Linked DNA regions of Homo sapiens: region 2 is linked to region 1. A link is a contact called in ENCODE Hi-C or POLR2A ChIA-PET data. All regions are on one chromosome and are shown on one strand. Each heading gives the region's core, a stretch centred on a gene start or an enhancer-like site at or near the end of the contact. The rest is flanking DNA. Distances are from core to core; before and after follow the strand shown. Region 1 overlaps SLC38A10 (solute carrier family 38 member 10). Region 2 has its middle 18 kb from the start of LINC03048.

Evidence for each region. Hi-C counts contacts between places; a loop is a spot of excess contacts on that map. ChIA-PET counts read pairs that join two places held with the same protein, here RNA polymerase II (POLR2A). Pooled maps may share reads with other maps.
Region 2: a loop to region 1 is called in a pooled map, with 2.5 times the contacts of the local background. The contact joins two enhancer-like sites. A Hi-C loop is called at or near these places in 3 of 50 pooled maps. POLR2A ChIA-PET finds 5 or more read pairs at or near these places in 2 of 52 experiments (CD8-positive, alpha-beta memory T cell and HEK293).

Annotation. Positions count from the first base shown.
Region 1 is chr17:81,243,832-81,250,989 of GRCh38, forward strand. It overlaps SLC38A10 (solute carrier family 38 member 10), which reads right to left. Exons shown (of 16, transcript NM_001037984.3): 15 at 3,054-3,230; 16 at 980-2,842. The coding sequence ends at 1,725. Among named protein-coding and RNA genes, the nearest start is that of NDUFAF8, 8.1 kb to the left of the region's middle. RefSeq lists enhancers at 852-971, 1,072-1,121, 1,332-1,421. Within about 2 kb of position 1,392, at least 3 of the 41 ENCODE cell types and tissues checked have a DNase peak (open chromatin) inside an H3K27ac peak, as active enhancers do.
Region 2 is chr17:81,363,986-81,371,143 of GRCh38, forward strand. No RefSeq gene overlaps it. Among named protein-coding and RNA genes, the nearest start is that of LINC03048, 18 kb to the right of the region's middle. RefSeq lists enhancers at 1,456-2,043, 2,044-2,629. Within about 2 kb of position 1,251, at least 18 of the 41 ENCODE cell types and tissues checked have a DNase peak (open chromatin) inside an H3K27ac peak, as active enhancers do.

The DNA.
Region 1 (7,158 bases), core at 142-2,641:
TCCCAGCCCCCTCCCAGCCCCTGGCCCCGCAACCCCCTCCCAGCCTCCTCCCGGCCCCCTCCCAGCCCCCAAGGCTCGGCAGGAGTCACCACTCAGCCTCCAGAAGCTTCCCTCTAGTTAATTTCCAGTCTTCAGGCCAGGTGCAGTGGCTCAAGTCTGCAATCCTAGCACTTTGGTAGGCTGAGGCGGGTGGATCACAAGGTCAGGAGTTCGAGACCAGCCTGACCAACATGGTGAAACCCAGTCTCTACTAAAAATACGGAAAAAAAAATTAGCCGGGCGTGGTGGCGGGCGCCTGTAGTCCCAGCTACTCGGGAGGCTGAGGCAGGAGAATGGCGTGAACCCGGGAGGCGGAGCTTGCAGTGAGCCGAGATCACACCACTGCACTCCAGCCTGGGTGACAGAGCGAGACTCCGTCTCAAAAGAAAAAAAATTTCCAGTCTTCAGGCTGCCCAGTGACATCCTTCAAGGGAAGAAACTATAATAAAGAGCCAAAAGGATATCAAAAGGTGCAGGAAGACACCACCAGAGGCTGAGGCCGGCCCTCCATGCAGGGACCCTTCGCCAACACGGGCCTCCCCCAGACCCAGGCCCTGGTCCTCTGCCCTTCGTGGCAGGGTTTCGTGGCAGGGTTGGGGCGCAAGCTCCCCAGAGGACGAGCCAAAGCAGACTCGGATGCTGTGGACACAGCAGCACCTCCTCTCTCCCGCCAGGTGAGAGGGCTGTGGAGCGTGTCCTGGTCACGAGGCAGCACGCCCGTCAGCCTGGCCCTGGGGGCTGGACCACCTCCTGGCACCAGGCGGCTCTGCCTGCTCACAGGGTCTCTCTGGGGCTGTGCTGCGTCTAGTGTCCAGTCACTGCGACGCTCAGGTCATGGCGCCGTTCCCTCATGACCTCTGGCCTCTGCTTTACACATCTGGAATCCTGAGCCGGCCTCAGGCTTTCCTTTCAGTCACTCCCCCAGGACCAACTTCACTAATCAGGTTATCAGTGGTGTTTTTTACTTTTTAAAAAAAGCCACAATTGGATTTTGAAAAACACAGACAATGGAGGGCTGGGCCAACCATGAGGAGTGCAAAGGGCGGCACCGGCCAGTGCCCCTGGACACCCGGCTTGTCTGGCCCCTGCTCCCTGTGCTTCCTGGACACCAAACAGCATCCACCGAGGCTGGGTGAAGGCAAAAGTGTTTATTCAAGACTTTCTACCACACTGTGGGAAGCATCGATAAACAGTCATAATAATTATCATTCTGAGTCACTGCAAGCGTGGGGTTGGATGCTGGCTCTCACAGTAGCCTGTGTTGGGACCATGAGCAGCCATGCGCACCTCCACGCACGGCCGAGCTCAACCCGAAGACCACGCGTGCTCCCTGGCAGGAGCAGGAGGCCTGACCACAGACGCAGCAGCTCCCCAGCCTGAGCCTGGGAGTGCACCAGCCAGCTCGCAGCGGAGGCCGTTTCTCCTCACAGGCTGGAGTGAGCTCAGAGTCTAGAGGTCAGAGGACCTCAGACTAAGAGCTGCAACAGAACGACAGCAAGAACATTCTGGAAACGATGCCACAGTGAATCTTTTATACTGTCACTCACACTTGGTGAGGGCCTCAGACATGAAACCCTGGGGAGAGGCGAGTGTGACCTCCAGAGTTTGGCTGGGATGCGGCTGAGACAGACCTGCTGCTGGCCGAGGAGGGCAGTGGCTGGCGTGGCCCTCATGGCCAGCAGGTGCTAGGACTCCTCTGGAGGCCCAGGCGCCTGTCTAAGCTGCCGGCTGTGGACCACCTGCAGAGCTCCCCCCGCAGCCTGGCGGAGCTGGGCATCCAGGGCGCCACGGAGGTCGTTCACCTGGACATCAGGCAGGGGGTTAAGGCCAATGATGACCCCATCCCTCGGGGCCAGCTGACCCTCTGCATGAGGGCCAAGGTCCCGCCGTCGCCTCCGGAGGTCGGAGCCAGCCTGCAGTTTCAGGTCCCGGTTGGGCTTGGCATTGTCCGGCCTCTGGCCCCCCGGGACAGCTCGTTTGAGCCCCAGCTCTGGCTCTGGCCTCTGCCTGGGCTCCTGGACAGCAGCGTCCTCCCCGCCTCTCGGCTGCTCGTGGGACACAGGCACATGGTCCCCCCCGCGGGCCTTTCTCATCTCCAGGTGACCGCCATGGTCCAGCCGGTGGCCCTGCTGTCCACCCTGCTCGCCATCAGAGATGACCCGCAGTTCCGGCTGGCGTAACACAGCCTGGGGCTGTGCAGCTGCTCCTTCCGCCCCACCGGGCAGGTCCGCTGCAAGGCCCAGGTCTCGGCTCACTTGCTTGGGCTTCATGCGAGGGTCCCCCGTCTCTGCTCCTGGCCCTGCCACGAGCCAGTTGGCTTCCTTCAGAATGCTGGTGCCAGTGGCTGCCACCTCCTTCCCAGGTTTTTTCCTGTCTTGGGAACCGCCAGTAACGTCCTGACTTTGCCCAGGGAATTCCTCTGCGAGGCGCTCCTCTGGGCCCCCGGCTTCCCTGGCGGGGTCTGGCACGGGCACCTGCTCCGGGCCCTTGGGGAGCTCCTTCACAGTGCCAGCTGCCCTGGGGGCGGCATCCTTCTGGCCATCTCTCAGCTTGGCCTGGGCTGCCCGAGGCTCTGTGTCAGGGCCGCCGTCAGGAGGGCCAGCAGGGTCTCTGCCCACAGGCCCCTCAGAGTGCTCCAGGGAGCGCTGGTTAAGGTCCTGGGATGGAGCAGGGCGGCCCCCAGGAGCTCTGAGGACAGGGTCCAAAGGCAGGGGAGGCAGATTCTCCACCGTCTCCCTGGCCTTGCCTTCAGGGGCCTCCTGGCCTCTGGGCACCGCTGCCCCGGGCTCTTGATGCACCTCCACTGCAAATGAAGTCGGTCATCAATTTAGCCACAGCACTGTACACAGGCTGCCAGTGGAGGGGCTCAGAAGAACCAGCAACAACAGCATTGGGAACCAAAACCAGACTCACGCTCAGGTCTAGAGGCCACCGAGCCTCAGACCCAGCCGCATGAGGACAGCAGGAGACCCCCTGCCTGGCCCCACCCCACTCCATCCGCCAGCCCGGCCTACCCTGCCTGGGTTTATCCTCCTCGTCCTCCTGCCTCTGCTGGTGGATCTCCTTGTGCTGCTCCTCGATCACCGCCAGCAGCTTCTCCTGCTGGTCCAGCAAGCGCTTTTGCTGCACCTGCTGTTCTTTGATCACCTGAAGCAGGACGGCGTGGTCCAGCATCTCCGCCCTGCCAGCTTCTGGGTTTGGAAAGCACACAGTCAGAGTGCCCGGGCTGCTCATGCACCGTGCTGGGCCAGGGACGGCGCGGCCCACAGCAAGGCAACGCACAGGTCACCTGCAGGGAGTGTGCCCGAACACTGGCCACTGGTGACACCCATCATGACTGTGACCGTGAAGCCCGGACAGCTCAGTGATGCACGCAGGCCTGAGGGCCCGGGAGAGGCTGCGCCCTGACTGCCCCTGGAAGCCCACCCGGGATGGCCTCTCCCGCACAGCCAGCCACTGTGCCGCATCAGTTCTCCCACTGGCTGTGCCCCAGGCGCACCCGGCAGGACCCCAGCAAGCCTGCTCGTTGCCCATGGAAGTGAGTGTCCAGAGCAACAGTCAAAAGGAATGTGCCAGAATGTCAGAGATGGTTATCTGGGCTGGGTGGGGTTTTGTTTTTGTTTTTTCCACTTTACACATTCAGTTGTTCTAGGACAAGCACGTAAGAAAATAAGCCTGGGCACGGCGGCTCACGCCTGTAATCCCAGCAATTTGGGAGGCGGAGGCAGGCAGATCGCTTGAGCCCAGGAGTTAGAGACCAGCCTGGGAAACATAGCAAGACCCCCATCTCCACAAAAACAAAAAAAACAAAAAAATAAAAATGATCAGGGTATGGTGAGAGGCGTCTGTACTCCCAGCTACTCGGGGGGCAGAGGCCAGAGGATCATTTGAGCCCAGGAGGTCGAGGCTGCAGTGAGCCGTGATCACACCACTGCACTCCAGCCTGGGCAACAGAGCAAGACCCTGTCTCAAAAAAGAAAAAAAGAAAAGAAAAACTGTAAGCTATGTTTTGAAAAGAATATTGGTACTTCTAGAAAGTTTCCTCCGAGATGAGAATTTTAAAAACAAACAAAAGCTGTCTTTTTTTTTTTTTTTTTTTTTTTTGAGACGGGAGTCTCACTCTGTCACCCAGGCTGGAGTGCAGTGGCGCGATCTCAGCTCACTGCAAGCTCCGCCTCCCGGGTTCACGCCATTCTTCTGCCTCAGCCTCCCGAGTAGCTGGGACTACAGACGCCCGCCACCGCGCCCGGCTAATGTTTTGTATTTTTAGTAGAGATGGGGTTTCACCGTGTTAGCCAGGATGGTCTTGATCTCCTGACCTCGTGATTCGCACACCTCAGCCTCGCAAAGTGCTGGGATTACAGGCATGAGCCACCGCACCCGGCCAAAAGCTGTCTTCTAAGGGGAGCATGGGAGCTGGAGCGTCAGTGAGGCCCCCGCCAGCCATCCTAACCACCGCTCCTGAACACCATCCACTGTGGAAATTCTGGGCAGGTCCTGCGTGATGGGGAGCCCCAGTGCACCCCGTGTTAAGAGCTGGTGCCTGCAGCAAGGGCCAGAGGACAGGCCTGCCCGGGTTACGGCTGGCACACACTTGGTGCAGGAGCACCCGGTCTGACTCGCTTCAACACTGGCCAGTTATTTGCCGCAAGCGGCTGTGACTTATGTCATTTTTACAAGATGTTTTCAAATTATTATAGGAAGCTTTGAAAAATGATGGGTTAGGGCTGTGAGGCATAAAAGTTCAATCCAGGAGCGAGAAGGATGTTTTGTGAGTGGTGAGAGCAAATATCTCAGGGACGGCCCTGCATGCCAGGCATAGACTGACGTGCCGGCCCAGCCTCCCCAGTGGTGACACCATGACCAGCCAGAGAAGTGCAGGGTCAGCATTCTCCCAGGAACGCAGCCCTGGGCCTCGCCCAGACCCCTGGATGTGGGGGACAGGGCTGGCTCCAAGGAGATCAGGGCCATGGGGCCGGCCCTCAAGCAGCAGCCCCTGCTCCCTGCTAGCACCCCGGGCCAGACGCCTGCCTGCAGGGAAAGGCCATGACGGGCAGAGCAGGTCTCCCGCACACCTCCTTTCACAGGAGGAAGTGCAGGTGGCAGACCAGCCACCTCGGCCGTGGGCCACGTGCTCGCCCTGGGTGCTGCGGGGCTCAACCACGGAATGTCAATGGTACAAGGACGAGATCCCATGTGCTGGTGACACCTCCCCATACTCCAGGGCAGGGTTCCGAAAGAGCAGGCACCATGGCCTCACTTGCTCCTCAAAGGACTAGCCCTGGGCCTGGTGCTGGGAAGAGGAGGAAAGAGGAGACAGAAGGGAGGAGGGGGAGGGGGAGGAGGGAGGGAGAAAGAGGAGGAGGGAGAAGGAAGGTGGGGGAAGAGGAGGAGGGAGGAGGAGGAAGGAGGGAAGAGGAGGAAGGAGGGAAGAGGAGGAAGGAGGGAAGAGGAGGAAGGAGGGAAGAGGAGGAAGGAGGGAAGAGGAGGAGGAGGGAGGGAAGAGGAGCAGGAGGGAGGGAAGAGGAGGATGAAGGAGGGAGGGAAGAGGAGGGAGAAGGAGGGAGGGAGAAGGAGGGAGGGAAGAGGAGGGAGGAGGGAAGAGGAGGGAGGAGAGAAGAGGAGGGAGAAGGAGGGAGGAGGGAAGAGGAGGGAGGAAGGAAGAGGAAGAGGAGGAAAAAAGAGGGGGAGGGGGGAAGGAGCCATGCCACGTCCAGCCAGAAGCCACGTGGGACACATGTGAAGCACCGTGGAGGAGACAGGCTGTTCCTACAGCCAGAGCCCACCAAGACCACGGGGACTGGGCTGCAGAAGGCACGAAGCCACCCACCTGTTGAGACCCATGCAGATCTGTCAAGGTGGCCCATGAGGCAGCAGTGCAGGCAGCGTCCCCCCTTGGCTGGTGCCCTAAGCAGCCTGCACTCAGACGCTTGCAGAGACCAGCTGCCCTCTGATGACAGGCAAGGCCACAGCAGGGCTGAGAAGGACCACGGCATTTGTAACACAAGGGAGCAGAGTGGGCATCGGGACCCTGCCTGAGGGGCTGTGGCTGAGCCTGGGTGCGTGCGCAGGTCTGGGGCCTGACACGTGTCCCCATGCAGGGCTGTCCCTGGGGCAGGTGTGCCACCGAGGGGCTGCGCTCAGGTCTGTGGCCCGCCAGACAGGCTCTTGACTTCAGCACACTCCTTTGGGTTCGTACCTGCTACTATCTTTTTAATTTCAGCTGCTCGTCCCGTTGAGAGGCATACGGAAGAAAGGCAGAATAGGAAACCGTGAAAAGTCTTTTTCAGAAAGAAGAAAATCAAAAGAATCAAACAGGTTCAGGTAACAGAGCATAGGAATTGGAACCAACAAACATGGCCAGACTAAAACCGGAGACAAAACCCCACATGCCCGAACTCCTGAAGTGGCTCAGAGCTCCGGGAGCCCAGGGGGCGCCTTTTGGCTCTGCCTTCCGCGCTGCAGGTGCAAGGAGGGCGAGCTGCACCTGGAGAAGCCAGGCCGCAGCGACTGGGACGTGGCTGCTGCACCTGCCCTCCCTCGGACCGGCTGTCCTGAGGCCACAGGGCAAGATGCGCGGGCAGGAAGCGTGTGTCTTACGAACATCCTGGGAGGTGCCCGTGCCAGGGCTGGCCCGGAGCTCCCACACCTGCTCCCAGGGGCTTGGCACAGGAGGCTGGAGCGGCTGTGCCCTGCGACCCCCACACAGATCCCTGGAACAGACCCTCTCAATGCTGAGGCACACGTGGACCCCGCATGGGGCAGGGTTGACCATCTTGAGAGAAGGCTTGGACACTGCCACCAAATGCACGTGACTTTTGGTGAGCGGGGGCCCAGCCACACACCCTCAGAGGGCGGGTGGACCCCTAGCCTGGGAGAGGACATGGCACAGAAGCCTGTCCCCAGCAGGCTCACAGACGGGGCTGCTGCTACCCAACTGCATGAGGCCACAAGGAGGGGTCGCAAAAAGCCAACAGCTGAGACCCAAGGGGCGAGAAGTTTGGAGGAGGATTCAGAGCAAGTTTTATTCTCAGGAGAGCAAAGGCGTAAGGAGCTTTCCTGGAGGGACAGGTGACAGATCCCTGTAGATGAACACAGCCGAGCTCCGAGGCCCGAGGG
Region 2 (7,158 bases), core at 1-2,500, 120 kb after region 1:
AGAAATTCATTTTCTTGTGGCTCTAGAGGCCTGAAGCCTGAGGCCAAGATGTCGGCAGGGCTGGTTCTGTCTGAGGCTCTGCAGGAGAACCTGGCCCAGGCCTCTCCCCCAGCTCCTGGTGGCTCCCAGCGACCCTTGTGGACGCCACTCCCATCTCTGACTCCATCTTCACGCAGCCTTCTCTCCCCTCCAAGTGTCCCTGTGTGAAAATGTCCCTCTATAAGGATGAGAGTCACTGGATCAGGGCCTTGGTAATAAAACGAAATTCTCTTCCAGTTCAGCTGCCAACACAGCCGCAGGCAGGTTCTCTCATCTTCACTCGGTCACATCTGCAAAGACCCTGTTTCCAAATAAGGCCGCAGTCTCAGGCGCTGGGGATCAGGACTTCAGTGTACCTCTTGGGGGGACCCAGGGCCGGTCCACAGCGGGTGGAACCGCATCTGTAACAGGCCCAAGGTGCTTCCTCCTGCACCATCAATCCCAGACACCTGGGTGTGGTGTCTGAGTTCAACAGCCAGGGAGGGGCCTGGACCTGCACGGGGGCAGCCAGGACAGGGGCTGTGTTGGGGACAGGAGGGGCTGCTGGCAGCGCCACAGACACAGGACAGGGCAGGGGTGCAGGAGCCCTGCCCAGGGATGATACCCCCTCACCTCGTGACAGCTAGGGGACACTGGCTTGGGGACCCTTTCACGACACCACCAGCCTCCAGCCTCAGCCCCAAGAGAGGCTCCTGTCTTGCTTCTTCTGACCTCAGCACCGCAGTGGCCTGAGGTCTCGGGTCCAACAGGCTGGGAAGGCCAGAGCGGCTCTTCCTGGGCTGCCCAGGAGGTCTGCGAGGGGGCTTCCCCCAGTCCCAGCGCTGCCCGCAGTGTGAGCTGAGTAACCCTGAGTGAGAGCCAAGAGCTCCCAGGCTCAGTTCCTTCATATCCAGTGAAGGGGTTGACCAGAGGCCCCCACCTGAACGGGCACCTGCAGGCGCCCCTGCCTGGAGGCCGCCGTCCCAGCTCTGCCGCAGCGTGGGGCCATTTAGAAACCTGTGCTGGGCTTACAACTTAAAGCAGCGGTCCCCAACCTGTTTGGCACCCAGGATGGGTTTCGTGAAAGGCAATCTTTCCATGGGCAGTGAGGGTGGTGGTGGTTTCGGGATGAAACTGTTTCACCTCAGATCATCAGGCATTAGAGTCTCATAAGAAGGGTGCAGCCCAGATCCCTCACACACGCAGTTCACAATAGGGTTCTCAGGTTCCGCGCCTATGAGAATCCAACGCCACCGCTGATCTGACGGGAGGCGGAGCTCAGGCGGGGACGCTTACTCACCCGCAGCTCACTTGCTGACGTGCAGTCCGGTTCCTAACAGGACACCAACAGGTCCGTGGCCCAGGGGTTGGGGACCCCTGACTTAAAGGACACTCCCCGGCCCGATAAGCACCATCGCTGAGCACAGGCTGGCACGGAGGCCAGGGAGGGCTGCCCCCTGGGTGTTGCTAAGCACGCCGCCCCAGGAGGGAACCGGCTCTGGAAGCTGCTCTCACAGCAGGGTCAGCTGGGATGCTGTCGGGTTTTAGCAGGACTGGGTCAAAGCTGGCGTCTGGAACTCAGAAGGGAAATCAGACATTGCCGGGCCAATCATGGAAGCGGCCTCTCCCCAGAGAGCTGGGGAAATTGAGGCCCAGAGAGATGTGTGGAGTCACTGGTGGGACGTGACCACCTGCCTGTGTCTGCTCCAGACCAGCCCCCGTCTCTGCCCCGGGCATGGTTCTGTTTGGGGCCAGAAAGACACGGGCCTGGAGCTCAGGGGAAAGGCTGGAAAGGGCCTTGGTCCTCCCAGCAGAGTGGACGCTTATCTCCACCGGAGCGCACAGAGGCTGGACGCACACCGCCCTCTGTGCTCACGGGTTCATTTGTTTGATGAATTTGTCATAACTTGAAAGGCTCTGGTTTATATGCTAACTTCCTGTTCCAGTTCAGTGCCAACATAACCACAGGCAGGTTAATTGCGTGTCCATCAACACGCCTGGGGAGCGAGCCAAGCCCTCCCTCCCGCCTTCATGGCCACAGAGTCCTGCTGCCAGAGCGCTCCAACCCGTGGGCAGGGGCTGTGGTGAGTGCCAGCCCCACAGGAAACCCCGTGTGCCAGGTGCCACAGCCAGGCCTGCCCTGGGCTGCAGGCCCCCCGTTCTTCAGTCCTTCCTGTGAAGTCGTCCAGCTGGGGGTGGGAAGGGAGGTGCCTGTGACTGCTGGAGAGACTCATCCAGCCACCCTCAACCAATAAAATGCTCTTCACCCAGCAATTCTACTTCCAGGGATCTCTCCCACCACCGAGTCCCACCAGGGTGCCACGATGTAGAGGCAGGACATTTGTGGGAAGGTGCCGGCGGCTCCTGGGGCTGGACACAGGCTAAATGCCTGGGAGGGGGCGGCTGGGTAAGGGAGAGGTGAGCCGAGGCCATGCAGCCTGGTAGCCATCGAGAAGAAGGAGATTACGTGGACAAGTGGTTAAAGACTTTCTAGGTGCTGCTCCGGGACAAAGGTGAGGTGCCACCCCCATGCTGTGTGTGGGACTTTGCTAAAACCAGATGGGAGGGGAATGGTGCCTGGAGGGTCCCTGCACTGTATAACCTTCTATGCCTTTGAGGTGTAAAAGCAGTGTTGTTTTACCTTCCTAAACTGCTGTCACAAATTTCTACAAAGTTGTTCATGTAAAACAACAAAATTCCATTCTCTCACAGGCCTGGAGGCCGCAAGTCCAGAATCAAGGTGCCTGAGGGCCGTGTTCCCTCTGGAGGCGCCCGGGGAGGCGGGGTTGGGGGAATCCTTCCTGGTCTCTTCCAGCTTCTGGGGGCCACAGGTGCTCCTGGACTTGCAGCCCCGCATGGCTCCAGCCTCTGCCTCCACCTCCACGCGCCTTCTCCGCTCTGGGTCTCAGTCATCCTCTGGCTTTCCCTTTCTCCGATGCCTAAGTGTCATCGGATTTAGGGCCCAGCCTAAGTTCAGGATGACCTCATCTGGAAATTAGATGTCAATCAGAAGCTGGAGGTTCATGGGGCCCCCACTCTATGAATGCAGGGTCTATGTCCCGGAAGGAGGTGACAGTCCAAGCAGGACCTGGACGTCTGGACACCTGGGAACCCAGGCGTCTGAACACTTGGAGCCTGGACATCTGGACGCTAGGACACCTAGACACCCCCACAATGCCCCTTTCCCCAAGCCCAGGCTTCCCCAACTGGCCTCGAGTCCAGGGCCCACAACGAGGAGCGGGTGGTGGTAAGAAGGAAGGTGGTGGAAACCACCACTGAGGCATCGATGTGTATTTGAGACCTCAGAACCAAGTGCAGCCGAGCGCGTGGACCATGCAGAGACCAGCCGGCCAGGCCATTGGTCCCAGACTGCACCCCTGGGGAGGCCCCGCCCACCTCGTGTGGCACTTTCCCACGTGGCAACCCCAAAGCCAGCAGGTGCAGTGTTTGAGTCAGGCTGCCTGGGCTCTGTCCACAGCTGGGGGGCCTTGGACGAGGGACCTCTGGTGCTCATTTGGACAGCAGCATCATGGTGGCTGCCTCAGGGCTGGTGGGATTACCTAGCAGGACAGCCCAGGGCTCACCTTTCTTTCTTTCTTTTTTTTTTTTTTGAGACGGACTCTCACTCTGTCACCCAGGCTGGAGTGCAGTGGTGCGATCTCAGCTCCCTGCAAGCTCCGCCTCCCAGGTTCATGCCATTCTCCTGCCTCAACCTCCTGAGTAGCTGGGACTACAGGCGCCCGCCACCACGCCTGGCTAATTTTTTCTATTTTTAGTAGAGACGGGGTTTCACCGTGTTGGCCAGGATGGTCTCCATCTCCTCACCTCATGATCTGCCCGCCTCAGCCTCCCAAAGTGCTGGGATTACAGGCGTGAGCCCCCGTGCCCAGCCTCCTTTTTTTTTTTTTTTTTTGGAGATGGAATCTCGCTCTGTCACCCAGACTGGATGGAGTGCAGCGGCGCGATCTCGCCTCCCGGGTTTAAGCAATTCTCCTGCCTCAGCCTTCCTAGTAGCTGGGATTACAGGCGTGCACCACCACGCCTGGCTAATTTTTGTATTTTTAGTAGAGATGGGGTTTCACCATGTTGGCCCAGGCTAGTCTCCAACTCCTGACCTCAAGTGATCCACCCTCCTTGGCCTCCCAAAGTGCTGGGATTACAGGCGTGAGCCACCACGCCCGTCCAAGCCACCTTTCAACAGACGGCCCCGGTGGCCGTTCTCAGGTGGGACTGATCTGGTCCTGCTGCTGCCTTCACTGAGCAGCATCGGGAGAACCAGGTGGCCGCTGTCCAGGCTCTGCGCTCCCGGCCCTGCTGGGTCTGCTCTGGAGTTCAGGGCTCGTGATGGTGTCCCAGTGTGTAGGTCTGCAGAACGAGGTGGTGCAGGAAGGGTGGGCCCTGGGTCCCACCGACCAAGGCTCTGGGACTTCCTTCTCCATGTTGGACGCAGGCTCAGGCTGGAGCTCTGTGATGCACCGGTGCCCTGCTGGGGGTGGACAGGGAGCACAGAGCCCCAAGGTCCAGGGGCAGCTCTGCTCTCTGTGCCCAGTGGGCCCATGGCAGCCTTAGCGGGGAGGCAGGGTACAGAGGGGTGGCAGAGGACCCTCGCCAGAGCCCAAGGTCCCTCGCGCCCCCAGGCCTTCTCTGGGGAGACCAGGAGGCTTGGAGGTCCTGGGGCAGCTGTGAGCCCTTTCTGGGCTGGCTCTTCACATGCACAGCCTTGCTCTGGAGCTTCCCGGCCATGATCTGCCTTCACAGAAACCCTGGGGGGCCGGATGAGAAGGCTCCAGAGAAACGGGCCGTCGAGGAGCTCGCATCCAGATGGGGGTCCCTCGGCCGACTTGGCGAGGACACACAAAACACAAGAGAAATGCCCAGAGGGTGTGTCTTGTGGTCCCCAGCATGGGCCTGGTGGACCTCAGTGAGCCCTTCTTTGACCCTGGCGTGGTGGCCGCCAGTGCCTCCTCATGGCTGGCCCTGCTCCCGGTCACTGCTGGGCACCGATGACCCCCTCATTCTCCCAGGCACCCCCTGAGAGAGACTCATGTGAGTCCAATTTTCTTCTTTCTTTGTTTTTTTGAGATAGGGTCTCACTCTGTTGTCCAGGCTGGACTGCTATGGTGAGATCAGCGTTTAATGCTGCCTCAACCTCCTGGGCTCAAGCGGTCCTCCCGCCTCAGCCTCTGGAATAGCTGGAACTACAGGTACGTGCCACCACACTCAGATAATTTTTTGTTTTTATTTTGTAGAGATGGGGGCATTACATTGCCCAAGCTGGTCTTGAACTTCTAAGCTCAAGCAATCCTCCTGCCTCGGTCTCTCAAAATGCTGGGATTACAGGCATGTGCCACCGTGCCCGGCTTAGTCTGATTTTCTTTTTTTTTTTGAGACAGTCTCACTCTGTCGCCCAGGCTGGAGTGCAATGGCGATCTCAGCTCACCACAACTTCCACCACCCAGGTTCAGGTGATTCTTCTGCCTCAGCCTCCTGAGTAGCTGGGACTACAGGCACCTGCCACCACGCCTGGCTAATTTTTGTATTTTTAGTAGAGACAGGGTTTCACCATCTTGGCCAGGCTGGTCTTGAACTCCTGACCTCATGATCTGCCTGCTTTGGCCTCCACAGTGCTGGGATAACAGGCGTGAGCCACCCCTCCTGGCCAAGTCTGATTTTCAAATGAGGCTCAGCAGGGCCGGGAGCTACCTGGTCACCCAAGGGCACAGGCAGATCTGGGAGAAGGTGGTTTCCTGTGGGGTCCCGGGACCTGTTGCAGACAGAGCCTCTAGCCCTGCTCCTGGGGAGCCTCGCTCTAGATACCTGGGGAAGTCGCTGAGCCTCAGTTCCTGGGCCCCTGGTCCCTGACACCCCAGAGCCTGCCTGGCCTCCGACCCTCAAGCCTCTTACCCTTTCTTTTCCTCAAGGCTCCTCTCCTGTTTTCTAAACCTTCTCCTTCAAAACAAACCCTCTCAAGGCTGGGTCCCAGAGCAAAGATCCTCAGGGTTGGCCAGGCGCGGTGGCTCATGCCTGTAATCCCAGCACTTTGGGAGGCCAAGGTGGGTAGATCACCTGAGGTCAGGAGTTCAAGACCAGCCTGGCCAACATGGTGAAACCCCGTCTCTACTAAAAATACAAAAATTAGCCGGGGATGGTGGCACATACCTGTAATCCCAGCTACTCGGGAGGCTGAGCAGGAGAATCACTTAAACCCGGGAAGCGGAGGTTGTGGTGAGCCGAGATTGTGCCACTGCACTCCAGTCTGGTGACAGAGCGAGACTCTATCTGAAAAAAAAAAAAAAAAATCCTCAGGGTGCCCGGGAACCTACTGGAGCCAGGGACAGACACATCTGGATGGAAACTGCAGTGCCCTATGGGGTCAGGCACATGCTAGAGGCAGCCAGGTCCTAGGGGAAGAGGAAGGAGAGGTGGTGCTGGCCTAGGGGGCAGGGGTGCGGGGGACAGGGCTAAGCCAGCCATCTCTGCCAGAAGCAGGCAGCCCTTCCTGAAATGGACTTTGAGAGTTTGTGATATCATAATTGACGTCGCTGCCTGCCAGAGTCAGGAACCGGCCCAGAGTGTCATCCATCCCCTTCACTCCAGCCTGACTCAGAAGGTGGAATTGTGCCCCCCAAATATGTCCAAGTCCTGGTGCCCTCATATCTGTGAATGTGACCTTATCTAGAAATAGGGTCAGCCGGGCGTGGTGGCTCACGCCTGTAATCCCAGCACTTTGGGAGGCTGAGACCGGCGGATCACCTGAGGTTGGGAGTCTGAGACCAGCTGGACCGACATGGAGAAACCCCCTCTCTACTAAAAATACAAAAAATTAGCTGGGCGTGGTGGCGCATGCCTGTAATCCCAGCTACTCGGGCTGAGGCAGGAGAATCACTTGAACCCAGGAGGCAGAGGTTGCGGTGAGCTGAGATCACGCCATTGCACTCCAGCCTGGGCAACAAGAGCAAAACTCCACCTCAAAAAAAAAAAAAAAAAGAAAGAAAGAAAGAAAAAGAAATATGGTCTTTGCAGCTATAATCAAGCTAAGATGAAGTCAGACTGGAGTAGAGTGGGCCCTAATCCAGTGCCTGGTGTCCTTCTAAGAGTGAGACACTGAGGACGGGCGCGGTGGATCACACCTGTAAATCC